Regions from separate parts of the Mus musculus genome. Here region 1 is linked to region 2. The links are chromatin loops, found by intact Hi-C in ENCODE. Cell type or tissue: left cerebral cortex. All regions are shown on one strand.

The links. Peaks named below come from ENCODE experiments on the same cell type or tissue, not always from the same donor. Only the 100,000 strongest peaks of a DNase experiment are listed, where the experiment ranks them.
Region 1: a loop joins it to region 2, with 12 times the contacts of the local background. A loop is called at or near these places in 2 of 42 quality-filtered maps.

What each region holds. Positions count from the first base shown.
Region 1 is chr13:35,238,250-35,246,249 of GRCm38, reverse strand. No RefSeq gene overlaps it. Among named protein-coding and RNA genes, the nearest start is that of 1700019C18Rik, 30 kb to the right of the region's middle. In left cerebral cortex, no CTCF peak of the experiment used is centred here; DNase peaks (open chromatin) are centred at 338, 675, 4,596, 6,889 and 1 more place; H3K27ac peaks cover 1,138 bases.
Region 2 is chr13:35,127,966-35,135,965 of GRCm38, reverse strand. No RefSeq gene overlaps it. Among named protein-coding and RNA genes, the nearest start is that of 4930529N20Rik, 36 kb to the left of the region's middle. In left cerebral cortex, no CTCF peak of the experiment used is centred here; DNase peaks (open chromatin) are centred at 3,879, 4,054, 4,498 and 6,308; H3K27ac peaks cover 786 bases.

The DNA of each region.
Region 1 (8,000 bases), 110 kb before region 2:
ATAGGCAGATGGGTGGTTTCCTGGGCTAGCTAAAAGCTGGGTAGAAAATGACTAAACAGGGGCAAGGAGGAACTGTCTGAGTGACAAATGCTGAATGTAGGTTGTGTTGGTGTGGGCATAGGCAAACAGATTTGTCAAAACTTAAGGAACTTTATGCTTTGAATGGCTGCATTTTATTATACTTCAGTTGAATATTTAAAGCCCTCTAAAAATAACTAAAAGGCAAACTACAGTGGTGTCTGAAACTGATGTACACAGCCTTGTGACTAATAAGAACAGAGAGATCCCATGTGTAAAATAGGCCAAGTACACAAACAACAAAACCCCAAAGCTGACCATGAACAACAAGCACATGATAACAGAGTAGACGCCAGTGATGATCACATTGTGTAAGCAGAGCAGATGTCAGTGCCGTCATGTTGGTGGAAAAAGAAAAAAACGACTCTGTCTTGCTGTTAAGTGGGGAGTTTATTTCTGTGAGTGACATTTTAGTGTCACATAATACACAAATGAATTATGTTCCAATATGGTGTATTGTCAAGTTCATAGATGCTATACCCTTGAGTCTCCATCTCAACTCTGCTATGTGACTCCGTGGCCTGAGCTTCTGGTCTCCTTTAATTCCTCTTTTCCTTCCCAACTCCCTCTCTTCCTCTACCACATTCCACACCTCTGCCTCTCATTTCTCTAACTTTTTCCTTGTAATTCCTCCTACATGTCAGCTTAGCTCTCTGGCGAGTCCTTTTGAGTTTACTGTTTCTGATGTCTGATAGGCTGGTAGGTAGATGGTCTAGGATGTCCTCTTTCCAAGTCTGGTGATAGAGGTGGGGTGATAGAAGCCATAGGACCAACTTATTCTCCATCATTGGGAGGTTAGCCTGGCTCCTTCAGATGACAAGTGGACTAGCCCTGGTATGTAAGCATGAGTGTGTCTGAGTGCTTATGGTATGAAGGTTAAGGTGTTTTCCTAAAAGCCCTTTCAACAGAATCTTCATTTCTCAATGTGACAGTGTTGGGAGGAAGCCTTACCGGCAATGTTCAACTTGGAGGCCGAGCCCCCAGGAATAAGTTTGAGCCTTTCAGCCTAGGTTCTTTCCTGTGATGCCTTTGCACTTTCTCTTTCACTGTGGTTTGAAGTAGAGCAAAGCCCTCAAAATTAGACCTTCCAAACTTCCATAAAGATGTGTCAAAATAAACCTTTCTTCTTTATAACTTACACAGTCAAGTGTTTTTGTGTAGTGATGGTAGTTTCTGAACCACCTGGTTTTTATGAAGTGGTTTAGCCTGTCCACTTTTGTGTAATGGCTGAGACATGTAGCCAGTGTTGGCTTGAGCAATGGAAGACCAACTTAATGACTTGATGAGAGAGAAGACTGAGGGAAGGTTGACAATCAGCTACACAGAATCCTTCTTAATATACACTAAAACCTACCAAGTACCCAAATGAGGAATGATCCAATCAAATCTAGTGCAGCCACACAGTAGACAGCAGACTGCAGAAGGGCATCTAGTGAATTGTAGATACTTAATGAAAATTCAAAACAAGATGCACTGCAGGGAGAAGCATGAGAGCCATGACAGGAAGACAAATGAAAAATGTTCCCTTTCCCCACATCTAATAGGAAGGTTGTAAGAAACATACCATTTGACCCTCTTCGCTCTTCTAAACTTTGGACAGAGGCCAGAAGGAACTATTGTCTGTAATTAAAGTACAAGTTGGTCTGATCACAGCTCTGTTCTGTCCTGTTACTGGGCTGACAGTAGGTAAATTACTAATGCTCATCGAGCCTGGTGTGTCTAGAAGGAAGAATTAGAATGATATATTTTTTAACCCATAGTTTGAAGGGTACAAATTTATAACAGCATTTGAATCCATCAATTGAGGAACTAACTATATGACAGGGGTGGTTATAGCAATAGTTTCAGCTAGGCTTCTATTTTACTAATCCCATCAACACCATTGTGACAGATATTCTAGTGGCACCTCTTATTAAGACACCATGAAAAGCATTTATCAAACCAACAGGTGACATATGCTGAACAAAATGCTCCAAAGCCCTGGCAGGGATTGTGCTTCTGGTTAGAGGAACCATTCATCTGAGACAGCAATGCAAAGTTGAAGCCAAGCCAACCCTGGTCAACTGCCAGTCAAGTTATATAGTTGAGAAGTCAGTAATTTGGGTAGCCTAATGTTTCTTTTTTTATTTGGTTGGTTTGTTTTGTTTTGTCTTGTTTGTTTGTTTTTTGAGACAGGGCCTCACTATGTAGTGCTGACCAGCCTGAACTAACTATACATAGTTATATATAAACAAGTCTGGCTGCGAACTCACAGAGTTCTGCCTGCATCATCCTTCTGAGTACTGGGATTAAAGGTGTGTGCTACCATACCTAGCACTCTGACATTAAAAGTTCTCAATTATAAATGACAGCATCCACCACTCCTTTCCAATTAATTTTTGCTCTATGGGTCCTTGTCCAGGCACCGATTATGTTGTCTGAGTATTCATAGGGAGATGAAAACAAAAGTCTATTCACCCTAGATAGGCAGCCATGACAATTTAACCTGATGAGCCAATGACTTTACTGGGGTTGCTTACAGGAGTATGTGTTAACGATTACCTACAGGCGCATGTAGGACTCAAAGGCAGCCATGTCACCAAAAAGCCCATCCCAGCAAGAATGACAATTCACAAAAGATGCATCCCTGTGTTTATTGAAGGACTTTCAGATAGCTCAACTGGCTGAAAAGTCTTCTCTCTGCAGCACTCATTACTACTCGTATAACTTTGGGAGGGACCTGTAAATCTCATAAATTTCAGGAGCCTCCTGAGACTTGTAAGTTGAGTATACTTCCCAAGGAGCCTCCCTCCAGGAGGGAGTGTATTATTCTGGAGGAAATGGCTACACAGCACTGACACTAGGCCTTGATCCCTGGGATGAGAGTGGGACATTTGGAGGCAGGATTGAGATTTTTGTGATTCACCTCCCATCTCTTCAGTTAAATGGGTCTGTCTGCCCTGCTGCATGCCTCAAACTTAAACATCTTTTGGCATTGGGGTTCCCCACAATGTGCACAAATGAGCACTGTGGACCCACATAGCAGTCACAGAATCTCTCCTCCCCAAGTTGTACTCACAAGTTCTTGAACTAGTTCTGGTCTGCAGGGTGGAAAGCTAGATAGCAACTTTGTTGGAGCTGGAAGCTTGAATAACCACAGCTGCTTGTTCCCCAACAGTTCTCAGAGATGTCACCCCCATCTTCCATGGGCCACTCACAACCTTCTGAGTTCAACCAGAGCAGGAGTCCATGCCGGCTGCCACCTCAGGTAGGTCTACAGACCAATGTTGTACTAGGGGTGCCTCTGTCATTCAGGATGGTGTTGAGTAAACCAGGTGTTCTTGTTGGTCTTAGAGCAAAATGGTCTTCATTTATCTCGTGTTATAGTTTGAATGAAAATGGCCTTCATAGGTCCACAGGGAGTGGCACTATTAGGATCTGTGGTCTTGTTAGAGTAAGTGTGGCTTTATTGGAGGAAGTGTGTCACTGGGTGAAGGGAGGATGTGGGGACATGGAAGCTTTGAAGTTTCAGAAACTCAAGCCAGTCCCAGTGTGTCATTCTCTCTTTCTAATGCCTGCCAATCTGGCATCTTAGCTCAGAACTTTCAGCTACCTCTCCAGCAGCATATTTGCCTACCTTCCATCATGCTTCTTGTCATGATGAGAATCCACTAAACCTCTTAACTGTAAGGTAGCCCTAATTAAATGTTTTCCTTTATAAGAGTTGCCATGGTCATGGTGTCTCTTCCCAGTAGTAGAATTTTGACTTAGACATTGTGATATGAAGAACTGAAGGGAACAATGGTGGGAGCCATACCCCACCCAAATTACCTAACTCCCAGTTATAACAGTGCTTGGTGTCATAGCTCTGTATTCAAATAACCCTGAATAAGGCATCAAGATGGCAGGATCAAGGTGATACACTGTCAGTTACCTGTGGAATACAGAACCAATATCCTCTCTCGACCTTTATGTACAGAGCTGCATATAGCTTCTTATCCCAAGTTTGATATATCATTTCCCTTATTTTCCACAGCACACCTCTTAAAAAGAGACTATGAAGTAAGTGGAGCCTCCAATATTATTCAGTAAACATCCTGCATAACAGCCCATGGTGGTTCTGAGTATGTTCCTAATGATTCCCTTTCCTGGGTCCTGCTGTCTGTACAGCAGTATGACCAACTGCCTTCCAACTCCTGCACCCAGGCTCAGTGCTCCATTTCTTTCTTTACCTCCTCCAGGGTACTAATTAGCTATGATAAAATTGGTAAGGACAGAGAGAAGCTCCCAGACTCTACTCTCAGCAGCAACTAGTCAGCGGCTAGGCAGGATTTTTTTTCTACTATGTTTAGAAATGACCATGTCTTCAGCAGCTCAGATAATTACAAGTTCTCCAAGGTAAGTTCCTTCTCCAGCTCCCTGCTAGGTGGCCTAGAATAGGACACAGAGTCATCACAAGGTGCCCAGCCCCCGTTCCTCCCTGACATCAGATTGTTTCTTACTCCCTCCTGGAAGGACACCATCTGCTACAACTGTCTCCTCCATCTGTGTCTCCTTTTGTGTAAGGGACTTCCACTGGGAGTCTGGAAATAGCTTCCTCATTTCCATCATCCTCACAGCCCTTGTGGGCTTTGTGTCTCAGTGACAGACCATCCCAGGTTCCTACTGGGTTGTATGCCCACAGTGTGGGTGGCTGCTGCTAGGGCACTGCACCTTTTTCGTTTTGTAGTCACTGCTGAGCTACCTGCAGACAGTGATCTGATCCAAGCTATGGGTGGTAGAATCTGATGGAGGCAATCAAACACAGTTCTTGGAGACCACAGGCTTGAAGGGAGACCTTGCAGCTGCTCAGCCAAGCTATCTGAAGATGCTGATGAACCATGTCTCTATACAGAGCCAATCTGGGTCTACCTCTGGTTATATTAGCTTTTAATACTATTCTTTTGGGCAGTTCAGAGGGCAAATCTTCCTTCAATACTTTGTTCTTCCAAATTTTACTCAGAAAGCAACAGCTGGGATCCTCATTAGAGTCTTGATTTCATGTTTTCTGCGATGAAGCCACAACCCAGCCTCAGTCACTGTGGTGTTGCTCAGCTCCCCGCATGGTTCTCTAGCTACCTGGTGGAGTGATTTCAACATCACTTAACATTGCTCTCTCATATTTGAGGTAACAGGATGAGCTCCACAGAGCGGAGGGAACTAGTTCAACCCAAGCTTAGCATCATTCTCTGGATGGCAGAATTGGTCAATACTAACCCCGCTTCATCCTCAGCTAGACAGAAAAGTGCACAGAAGAAAGTTCACTGGAAGATCGAAGAGGGCTACATGAGAACAAAGGTATGCCACACAGGCAAACATGCACACATAGCTGTTCTCCCAAGTCTGGGTCAGCTTTGATACAAAAGGGAATTTGGAGTCATCAAACCCGAGTTTGCAGCACTGAAGGAGGGGTGCTACCAAGTGCATGGTAATCTAAAGCATGGTATGGTGACACATGTGATGATCACCAGGACTCGGCCTGCAGAGACAAAAGAGTTACCAATTTTGAGGTCAACCAGAGCTACAAGATACTGGGGTATAGATCAGTAGTAGAGTCTTTCTCTAGAATACAAGACCCAGGTCCCACCTCTATTATGAGGGAAAAAAAGCAAAATAAAATTGGAGTGTGTATATGCCTCACATATTCTCTAGCCTCAGTTTCCTTGTGTGTAATGGTATTTTCTCTATAAAGATCAAGTGAGATGGCACATATGAATTCCATCAAAAAATATCAAAAATGGTGCCAGGGTCCAGTACTCTGAAGGGAAGCAAGCTACCCTGTCTACAGCCATACCATTATGAACACACTGGATCTCATCAGAATGAAAGGAACCATCTTGGAATGCTCTTAGTGTGACTATGACTCCTGTTCATGTCTCTGGGCACATCAGTGCATAAATCTTAGAATCCCAGCAGTGCAAATAGATGAGATAGACCTTATTAGTCCATTTTACCATTGGGCACTGTGGAAATATTGAACTCCTACCCACTGTCCCAGAAAGTACCCAGACACTGGTAGCCAAATCAATACACCTTACCTTAGTTATCAGACGAGTGAGTTTTTACTTGACCTTTAGCTCAGATACTAAATGATTATTAGGGTTTGAATTTGAAATGTCTCCAGGAGCTCATTTATAAAGGGCTGCTTTCAAGATGTTGGCACTATTTTCAGAACTGTGGAAACCCTAGAAGATAGGGTTCTACTGTCAAGAATAGAGCAGAGCCTTTGAAGGTTGTACTGTCCTAGTTCCTATCGGCATCATAGTCTCCTATGATGTGAACAAGGGCTCCCACACTCTCCTGCTACCATGAACACAATGTTCCACCATGTCTTCCTTGCCATAATGGTCTGAAACCTTCTAATACCATGAGCCCAAATAAATCTCTCCTCTTTTATGTTGTTTCTGTCAAGAATTGAGGTCATGTCAGAATGTAACTAGTATGGTGACAGGGAGGTTAGAAACCATCAGGTCTCCATGATAAGTGTCCTGGTGGGCATTTCAATCAGATGAACACTCAGGAGTCTGGGTAATGAATAACCTAGTCAGCCACAGCAGTACTCTGCTCACTGCCTGTCAGAGAGGATGGGGAAGGTATTACTTCCAACCTCTACCCAGGTCTCTTGACACATCAATCCTCTGCCCCATTCCTCCTCCACTGTCATCTCCCACTTCTGTTCCCCATGTATTTCTCATTACAGTCAATGACCTGTCTTAGTTCCTCACTCAGAATGGGCAGAGCTTGATACTGGGTGTCTGGCTACATTCTTGTAAGAGACTAATTTGAGAATTGTAGAATCAAGTGTATCATTCTCTCTGCTCATACACCAGACAGATGGTCAGAAAAGTCATCTAACATGAGCCAGTATATTTAAACAATCTTGTCACTGCCAGGATCTCCATTGAGTACACATAGGAACTTACACAAGCAGTTGTAAAACCCATAGAAGTGTCCTAAAAATTCCCTTAGAAGCTAATAAAAGTATATAGCAAGGGAAAGTATCTTGTGGATGTGTCCGAAAGCCAATGTTTAATATCCATCTAGTCTTCCCATAGAGAGACTCTTGCGTCTAATGAAGAATGCTCACACTCAGACCTGCCCACTCAGAGATAGGGCGGGCACTCTTCCATTGGGGAACAGACTGAGGTGTGGAAAGCCAAACTCCTCATCAGCGATAGTTGTTGGTAAAGGTGCCCCCCACTGGGAAAGTGGTCCTCTAATAGTCAACAGCTGTGTGGCCAGCCTGGGCTCTACAGTTTAAGATTAGCAGTAAGCCCGAGTAAATATTGGAATCAAAGAAAAGGAGAAGCTGTGGATTCAATTCATGGACTCTTGGAATACCCCACAGTTGTCCACAGACAGAGAGCTTGGGTGGGGGAGGGGGCTGCTGGAATGATGCCTGGTGGGTGATCAGTGACATGAAAGCCATTTTGATATATAAAAAAAAAAATCCCTTCATGTCTCTAGATGCCATGGAGCAGAAATCAACTGTCCCAGTTGGCTCACCCCAGTTCTACCTGCAGAACCTGGAGCTTTGTGTCACTAAGTTTCAGAGGGCTTTGCTGTTGAGGACCCTGTGTCCGAACATGCTGTGGGTATATTGTCAGTTCCCCAGGCACAGAGGCTTCCCTTGTGAAATGTGATGTGCTCGGTATGCATTTAACTGACACAACCATAGGCACAGAGTCCCTCTCCAGAGCACCTTCACTCAACATGTGCTTTGCATCTTGCACAGCTTCTTCCCAAATTTTATTGTATGGATAATGCTAACCATTTCTTTAAGTTATTTTTAGTGTATTAAGGAGTTTATTTCCATTTAAAATGTTATTTAAATTTATTTATTTATTTATTTATTTACTTACTTACTTACTAACTTACTTATTTATTTGGAGGCAAGATCTCAT
Region 2 (8,000 bases):
CATCTAAACAGTCCCATATCCCCTAAAGAAATAGAAGCAGTTATTAATAGTCTCCCAGCCAAAAAAAAAAAAAAAAAAAAAAAAGCCCAGGACCAGACAGGTTTAGTGCAGAGTTCTATCAGACCTTCAAAGAAGATCTAATTCCAGTTCTGCACAAACTATTTCACAAAATAGAAGTAGAAGGTACTCTACCCAACTCATTTTATGAAGCCACAATTACTCTGATACCTAAACCGCAGAAAGATCCAACAAAGATAGAGAACTTCAGAACAATTTCTCTTATGAATATCGATGCAAAAATACTCAATAAAATTCTCGCTAACTGAATCCAAGAACACATTAAAGCAATCATCCATCCTGACCAAGTAGGTTTTATTCCAGGGATGCAGGGATGGTTTAATATACGAAAATCCATCAATGTAATCCATTATATAAACAAACTCAAAGACAAAAACCACATGATCATCTCCTTAGATGCAGAAAAAGCATTTGACAAGATCCAACACCCATTCATGATAAAAGTCTTGGAAAGATCAGGAATTCAAGGCCCATACCTAACCATGATAAAAGCAATCTACAGCAAACCAGTAGCCAACATCAAAGTAAATGGTGAGAAGCTGGAAGCAATCCCACTAAAATCAGGGACTAGACAAGGCTGCCCACTTACTCCCTACCTCTTCAACATAGTACTTGAAGTCCTAGCCAGAGCAATTCGACAACAAAAGGAGATCAAGGGGATACAAATTGGAAAAGAGGAAGTCAAAATATCACTTTTGCAGATGATATGATAGTATATATAAGTGACCCTAAAAATTCCACCAGAGAACTCCTAAACCTGATAAACAGCTTCGGTGAAGTAGCTGGATATAAAATTAACTCAAACAAGTCAATGGCCTTTCTCTACACAAAGAATAAACAGGCTGAGAAAGAAATTAGAGAAACAACACCCTTCTCAATAGTCACAAATAGTATAAAATATCTTGGCGTGACTCTAACTAAGGAAGTGAAAGATCTGTATGATAAAAACTTCAAGTCTCTAAAAAAAGAAATTAAAGAAGATCTCAGAAGATGGAAAGATCTCCCATGCTCATGGATTGGCAGGATCAACATTGTAAAAATGGCTATCTTGCCAAAAGCAATCTACAGATTCAATGCAATCCCCATCAAAATTCCAACTCAATTCTTCAACAAATTAGAAAGAGCAATCTGCAAATTCATCTGGAATAACAAAAAACCTAGGATAGCAAAAACTCTTCTCAAGGATAAAAGAACCTCTGGTGGAATCACCATGCCTGACCTAAAGCTTTACTATAGAGCAATTGTGATAAAAACTGCATGGTACTGGTATAGTGACAGACAAGTAGACCAATGGAATAGAATTGAAGACCCAGAAATGAACCCACACACCTATGGTCACTTGATCTTCGACAAGGGAGCAAAAACCATCCAGTGGAAGAAAGACAGCATTTTCAACAATTGGTGCTGGCACAACTGGTTGTTATCATGTAGAAGAATGCGAATTGATCCATACCTATCTCCTTGTACTAAGGTCAAATCTAAGTGGATCAAGGAACTTCACATAAAACCAGAGACACTGAAACTTATAGAGGAGAAAGTGGGGAAAAGCCTTGAAGATATGGGTACAGCGGAAAAATTCCTGAATAGAACAGCAATGGCTTGTGCTGTAAGATCGAGAATTGACAAATGGGACCTAATGAAACTCCAAAGCTTCTGCAAGGCAAAAGACACTGTCAATAAGACAAAAAAACCACCAACAGATTGGGAAAGGATCTTTACCTATCCTAAATTAGATAGGGGACTAATATCCAACATATATAAAGAACTCAAGAACGTGGACTTCAGAAAATCAAATAACCCCATTAAAAAATGGGGCTCAGAACTGAACAAAGAATTCTCACCTGAGGAATACCTAATGGCAGAGAAGCACCTGAAAAAATGTTCAACATCCTTAATCATCAGGGAAATGCAAATCAAAACAACACTGAGATTCCACCTCAAACCAGTCAGAATGGCTAAGATCAAAAATTCAGGTGACAGCAGATGTTGGCGAGTATGTGGAGAAAGAGGAACACTCCTCCATTGTTGGTGGGATTGCAAGCTTGTACAACCACTCTGGAAATCAGTCTGGCGGTTCCTCAGAAAATTGGACATAATACTACCGGAGGATCCAGCAATACCTCTCCTGGGCATATATCCAGAAGATGTCCCAACAGGTAAGAAGGACACATGCTCCACTATGTTCATAGCAGCCTTATTTTTAATAGCCAGAAGCTGGAAAGAACCCAGATGCCCCTCAACAGAGGAATGGATACAGAAACTGTGGTACATTTACACAATGGAGTACTACTCAGCTATTAAAAAGAATGAATTTATGAAATTCCTAGCCAAATGGATGGACCTGGAGGGCATCATCCTGAGAGAGGTAACACATTCACAAAGGAACTCACACAATATGTACTCACTGATAAGTGGATATTAGCCCAAAACCTAGGATACCCAAGATATAAGATACAATTTGCTAAACACATGAAACTCAAGAAGAATTAAGACTGAAGTGTGGACACTATGCCCCTCCTTAGAATTGGGAACAAAACACCCATGGAAGGAGTTAAAGAGACAAAGTTTGGAGCTGAGACGAAAGGATGGACCATCTAGAGACTGCCATATCCAGGGATCCACCCCATAATCAGCTTCCAAACGCTGACACCATTGCATACACTAGCAAGATTTTATCGAAAGGACCCAGATGTAGCTGTCTCTTGTGAGACTATGCCGGGGCCTAGCAAACACAGAAGTGGATGCTCACAGTCAGCTATTGGATGGATCACAGGGCTCCCAATGGAGGAGCTAGAGAAAGTACCCAAGGAGCTAAAGGGATCTGCAACCCTATAGGTGGAACAACATTATGAACTCACCAGTACCCCGGAGCTCTTGTCTCTAGCTGCATATGTATCAAAAGATGGCCTAGTCGGCCATCACTGGAAAGAGAGGCCCATTGGACTTGCAAACTGTATATGCCCCAGTACAGGGGAACGCCAGGGCCAAAAAAAATGGGAATGAGTGGGTAGGGAAGTGGGGGGGGAGGTTATGGGGGACTTTTGGTATAGCATTGGAAATGTAATTGAGGAAAATATGTAATAAAAAATAAATAGATTTTAAAAAATTGGAAAAAAAAAGAATTGAGATGTTATTTCTCTCTGTTAGGAGTTCAGGCCTACCATAGTTCTTTGCAAGTAGAATGCTATCAACAGTAATAGTCACTACCCAAAGTAGACCCATAAGAAAATAGAGTAATAACAAGCTATGAAACAATCACCTCCAAAGCTCCAACCAGTTTAGGATGTGAAGGGACGTTAATAGTACTTTGTGTCAAGTATATTAGTTATTCTAGATAGCCTTAGGAAAAAAGGAAGAAAATACAATAGGATTATTGATTACTATTGAGGTTCTAGAAAATAGAGGAAGGGAGCATATATGGCAGGGGGACTTTTGGGGAAAAAAGTGTCTGGTGAGGGAATTTCAATGAAAGGTAGAAGGAAGAAAGAGATGGTAAAGACATGCTGCAGATAGCTTAGACCATGCTCAGCTCTCTGGAGGCCAAATCTCAGGGACTTTGCAAACCAGGCCAGACTTTGTTCTTTGGGAAATGAGAACATGAAAGAGTAAGGGCACAGAGAGAAAACTCTATGTAGGGCAAGAACACCGAGGAGCTGAAAGGGCGTGGGCTATCAAAGATGGAATAGACGTAGAGGAGGGAGAACTGGTAGGAGGTGAACCATGAAAACTGACTGGCCCAATTGTAGGGCTTCTTCGGGACTCTCCCACATGCCTTTCCTGGCTCCCAAATGCTGTCTGGCCTCTGGGAGTTGCTCAGCCAAAATGTGTTATTTTTACTTCAGGATGCTAAGTGAGCATGGCCCCTGAAGGATGCTGAAGCAGATTGTGAGTGATACCAAAGCCCCTCCCACCCATTTCCTCTAACCAAAAAAAAAAAAAAAAAGCTCCAGGCTCTTGCTCACGAGGTAAAATTACATTCACCCCTTCTCTGAAGCCTTTCCACGCTCTCCCAGTGTGACTCACGCGCTTCCTGCATCAACGCCACTCATGTGTGTCATTATGTGCTACATTACTGCCTCTCAGAATGATTTGAGGGAGTCATTCTGATGTGTGTTTGTGTGTGGTGGTGGTGGTGGTGGTGGTGGGTGGGTGGGTGGGTAGGTGGTGTTGTTCTCCAGACCTGACTCACAGCGCCCTTCCTCTGCTTCTTTATTCTGGCATCTAGAATCATCAAGCATGTATCTGGGAACAGGCTGCAGCTGCTGATGCAGTGAAATCGAAAGGGGAACTGAGAAATCTTGGCAGGCTCCTGATCTGCCACTTCTGCACAGAACACACCTTACCAGCCACCTGCCTGACCCACTTCCACAATCTGACTAGTCATTTCTGAGTCTACCTTCAGCCCCAGAGGCTGTATGTACATCCAAGGCTCACCAGTTGTGGAATGAAGGAGGGAAGGGGAGCTTGCCACATTGAAGGAGGTGCTGAGAGGGAACAGCACAGCCAGAATGCATGCCAGCCCTGGGCTGCTATCACAACCAGTCAGAAGCCAGGAGCACAAGTGGCACCCACATGACAGAGAACCAGAAGTGCCAGGGATCCATTTGGCATCCTAAACCCAAGTGACTCTGTGGAGGACTCTCCATGGAAAAGACCTTGCCTGGGTGGATGATACAAGCTTCAGTTTTGGGCAGAAGCCAATATGGATGACTGTACCCCAAAATCTTGACCTTGTGGGCAGGGGAGAGGAGACAATTACACCCCTATCCCCATGTCCGGGTGCTATGTCCATAACAAGGCTAAATCCACAAACCAAGAGAGGGCTTGTCCTCTGCACTGTACAGTCAGGTGAACAGAGGGGACAGGAATTCAAATTACAAGCTCCCCCTGTGTCTACATGGCAAAGAGAGCTGTATAATCAGGAAGAAAGGGTGGCTGTGGTCTTCTGTGGATCACAAACAGGCCCAAGTTGCATTGGGCTAGAAAATAAATGTACCTTTCAGTAGAAAGGGAACCTGTCACCTTTGATGCTTTACAATAGGGAAGTGTCGTTTTTGTGTGTGCCAAGAACTTTTATTTACATCATCCCCACCCATCTCACACATCTCACATCATCTTGTAGTAGTTCTCTCTCTCTCTCTCTCTCTCTCTCTCTCTCTCTCTCTCTCTCTCTCTCTCTCTCTCTCTCCTTTCTTCTCTCTCTCTTCTCTCTTCTCTTTCTCTTCTTTCATCCCCTTCTCTCTTCCTGCCCTTCCCTCTCCCCATTTTCTTTCTTCCTTTCTTCCATCCTCTCTCTTCCCTTCTTTCTTTCCACTTCTCCTCCTCCTCTCCCTTCTTCATTTTTGGTTTTTTGAGACAGAGTTTCTCTGCATAGCCCTAGCTGTTCGTGAACTTGTTCTGTAGTCCAGACTCACCTTGAATTTAAAGATCCCTGCCTCTGCTTCCTGAATTATGAGATTCAAGTTTTGTGCCACCATGCACTGCTCAAGTGATGCCATTTTCAATTGTCACAGAATATCCTTGCTTCCAGGGCAAGTGCCTACCAATGATGGTGAGATGCCTTTCACCCTATAGCTAGTCAGGAGAGGAATAGGCAAGACTTTCTGACCCAGAGAGAAGGAGAGGATTTCAGGGGGAACCCTGGAAGTCTCTATCAGGACACAAATAAAGAAGGAAGTGACCAGGCGAGACCAAGATGACAGGTAACAGGCCACATGGCTGGAAAGTAGGCCAGGCCAGTATTATCAAATTCGAATAGCTCAGAATCTTCCCACTATAGTGCCTGAAGCTTTTAATAAATATAAAAGTCTCCAAGTCATTTCTCCGCGTTATTACTCTGAGTATGGGTGGATGTAGAAAGTTTTGTATTTTTACACTTCTCACCTCCTTTTCTCTCTGCAAAGGCTTCTTTGGGACAGGGCAAGGCACATGACACACCAGGATGGGAGAAGCCAGGAGAGTTAGGATCCAAGAACAAGAAGATTTAACACAACACGTGCTTCAGCCTTTTTGGAGTGTGGTAAAAACCAGGAAGCCCTGAGTCTTACAGAACTTTACAGGAAAGCTGGAACCCAAGGCTGACCAGAGCTGCCTGCTTCATTTGAAAAGGAGGGGACACTAGCTTCGCCTTCACAGACACATCACTCACCACCAAACTGCCAGACTGCCACAGCAGAGTAGAAGAAAGAGGGAACAGGATGTGGGGCAGGGCTATCAGACTTCAAAGAGTGTCATCCCCACCCCCTCAGGAACAAAGTGTGTGGGAGATAGGGGAGACAGTGTGTAACTGCGGGTGACTGCCAACTGCCATTGTGCTCTGTGAAATCTTTAAGTTTGTAGAACCTTTGAGAGATGAAGCCTTGCTGGATGGAGCAAGTGAGCCACTGGAGGCAGGTTTTGACATCACTTCCTGCTCACTCTCTCTTCCAGGCTGCTGATTCAGTGTGAGAAGTGGACCTTGTGCACTTGTCACCAGGATGGACTGTATACCTTGAAACTGTAAACCCAAATAAAACCCCTTTCTTAAGATGCTTTTGTCAGGGTGTCTTACCCCAGCAACAAAAGAGAAACGAGTGCACACTCTGAGTCCAAGTTGAACACGCCTCTTTTCTTCATAAAGAGCCCTGCCTCAACAACAGAAAATAGACTAAGAGACGTCTATACTGAAGGGACAGCAAATTTCTAATTTCCCACAAGCACAGAGAAGTTGGAGAGCCGGAATCTTTCATTCTTGTCACTAGTCCCCTAGTCCTTCTATAACTTAAGGGACAGTCCCTTGAATTTTTGCTTCTTGTGCTGGCTTGCATGCCTTTTGGTGAAATTTATATAATGTCTACCCCGTAATTTTAGTAAAAGAATCACAAAAACCTAGTAAAGGAATATATAGGGCTGGGGAGGTAGCTCAGTAGTTAAAAGCACTTGTTGCTCTTTCAGAGGACCTAGGTTCATTTCCCACCATCCACATGGTAGCTCACAATCATCTGTAACTTCAGTTTCAGAGTATTTAATGACCTCATCTGGTTTCCACAGGCACCAAAGTTCACGGTCAGCCTAGCTACATTCTATGTTCAAGGCCTGCTTAGACTACATTAGATGTTTCCTCAAAAAGAAAACAGAAAGGAAGAAAACTAAACCAAGAGAGCAGTGCACTATAGATGCATTTAGATGAGGTATACATAGGCCAATTCATAGAGGTAAGAAGTCAATCAGTGCTTGCCAGATGTGGGGGATGGAAGTATGAAAAGTTATCGCTATTGGGGTTGGGGTTTCCTTTGGAGGTGATGGAAACCTTCTGCAAGTAGTAGTGATATTTGGACAGTTAGTATTTATATTAAAATTCACTGAAATACATACTTTATTGAAATGTTAATTTCATGTTATATTAATTGTGTTTCAACTGAAATGCTCAGAATTAGTTCAAAAATGAGAAGGTAATTTCAAGAGGTATGTTGTCTAGCCGAATGGAGCAGCGATCATTTCATGTCCTGAGGTATCTGACTCTTCCAGGAAATAGATGGCATTTGTCTCACAAAAGAATTGAAGAGAACACTCTGCTGCCCCATGTATTAATCAACCTTCTTTAGAAAGACAGAATCAAGTATCTAGAAAAGTGATAGAATGGAAATATAACTATGGGAGATAGATAGATAAATAGATAGATAGATAGATAGATAGATAGATAGATAGATAGATAGATAGATAGATAGATAGATAATTTCTTGGGGGTGGTTAGTTTGATGACTGAGACATCTCAGAATGATCCATCTGCAAAGTTTTGAATAAGGAAAGTTGGTAGAATGGCTCAACCCATGTTCAAATGCCTGTGGGTTTAGTTGTGTAAGTCCGAGATATGAAGGCCAGAGGGCCTCAAACACTGATGCTGAAGGTCAAGAGAAGGTTGTGGCAAGAGAAAGAAGAGGGAA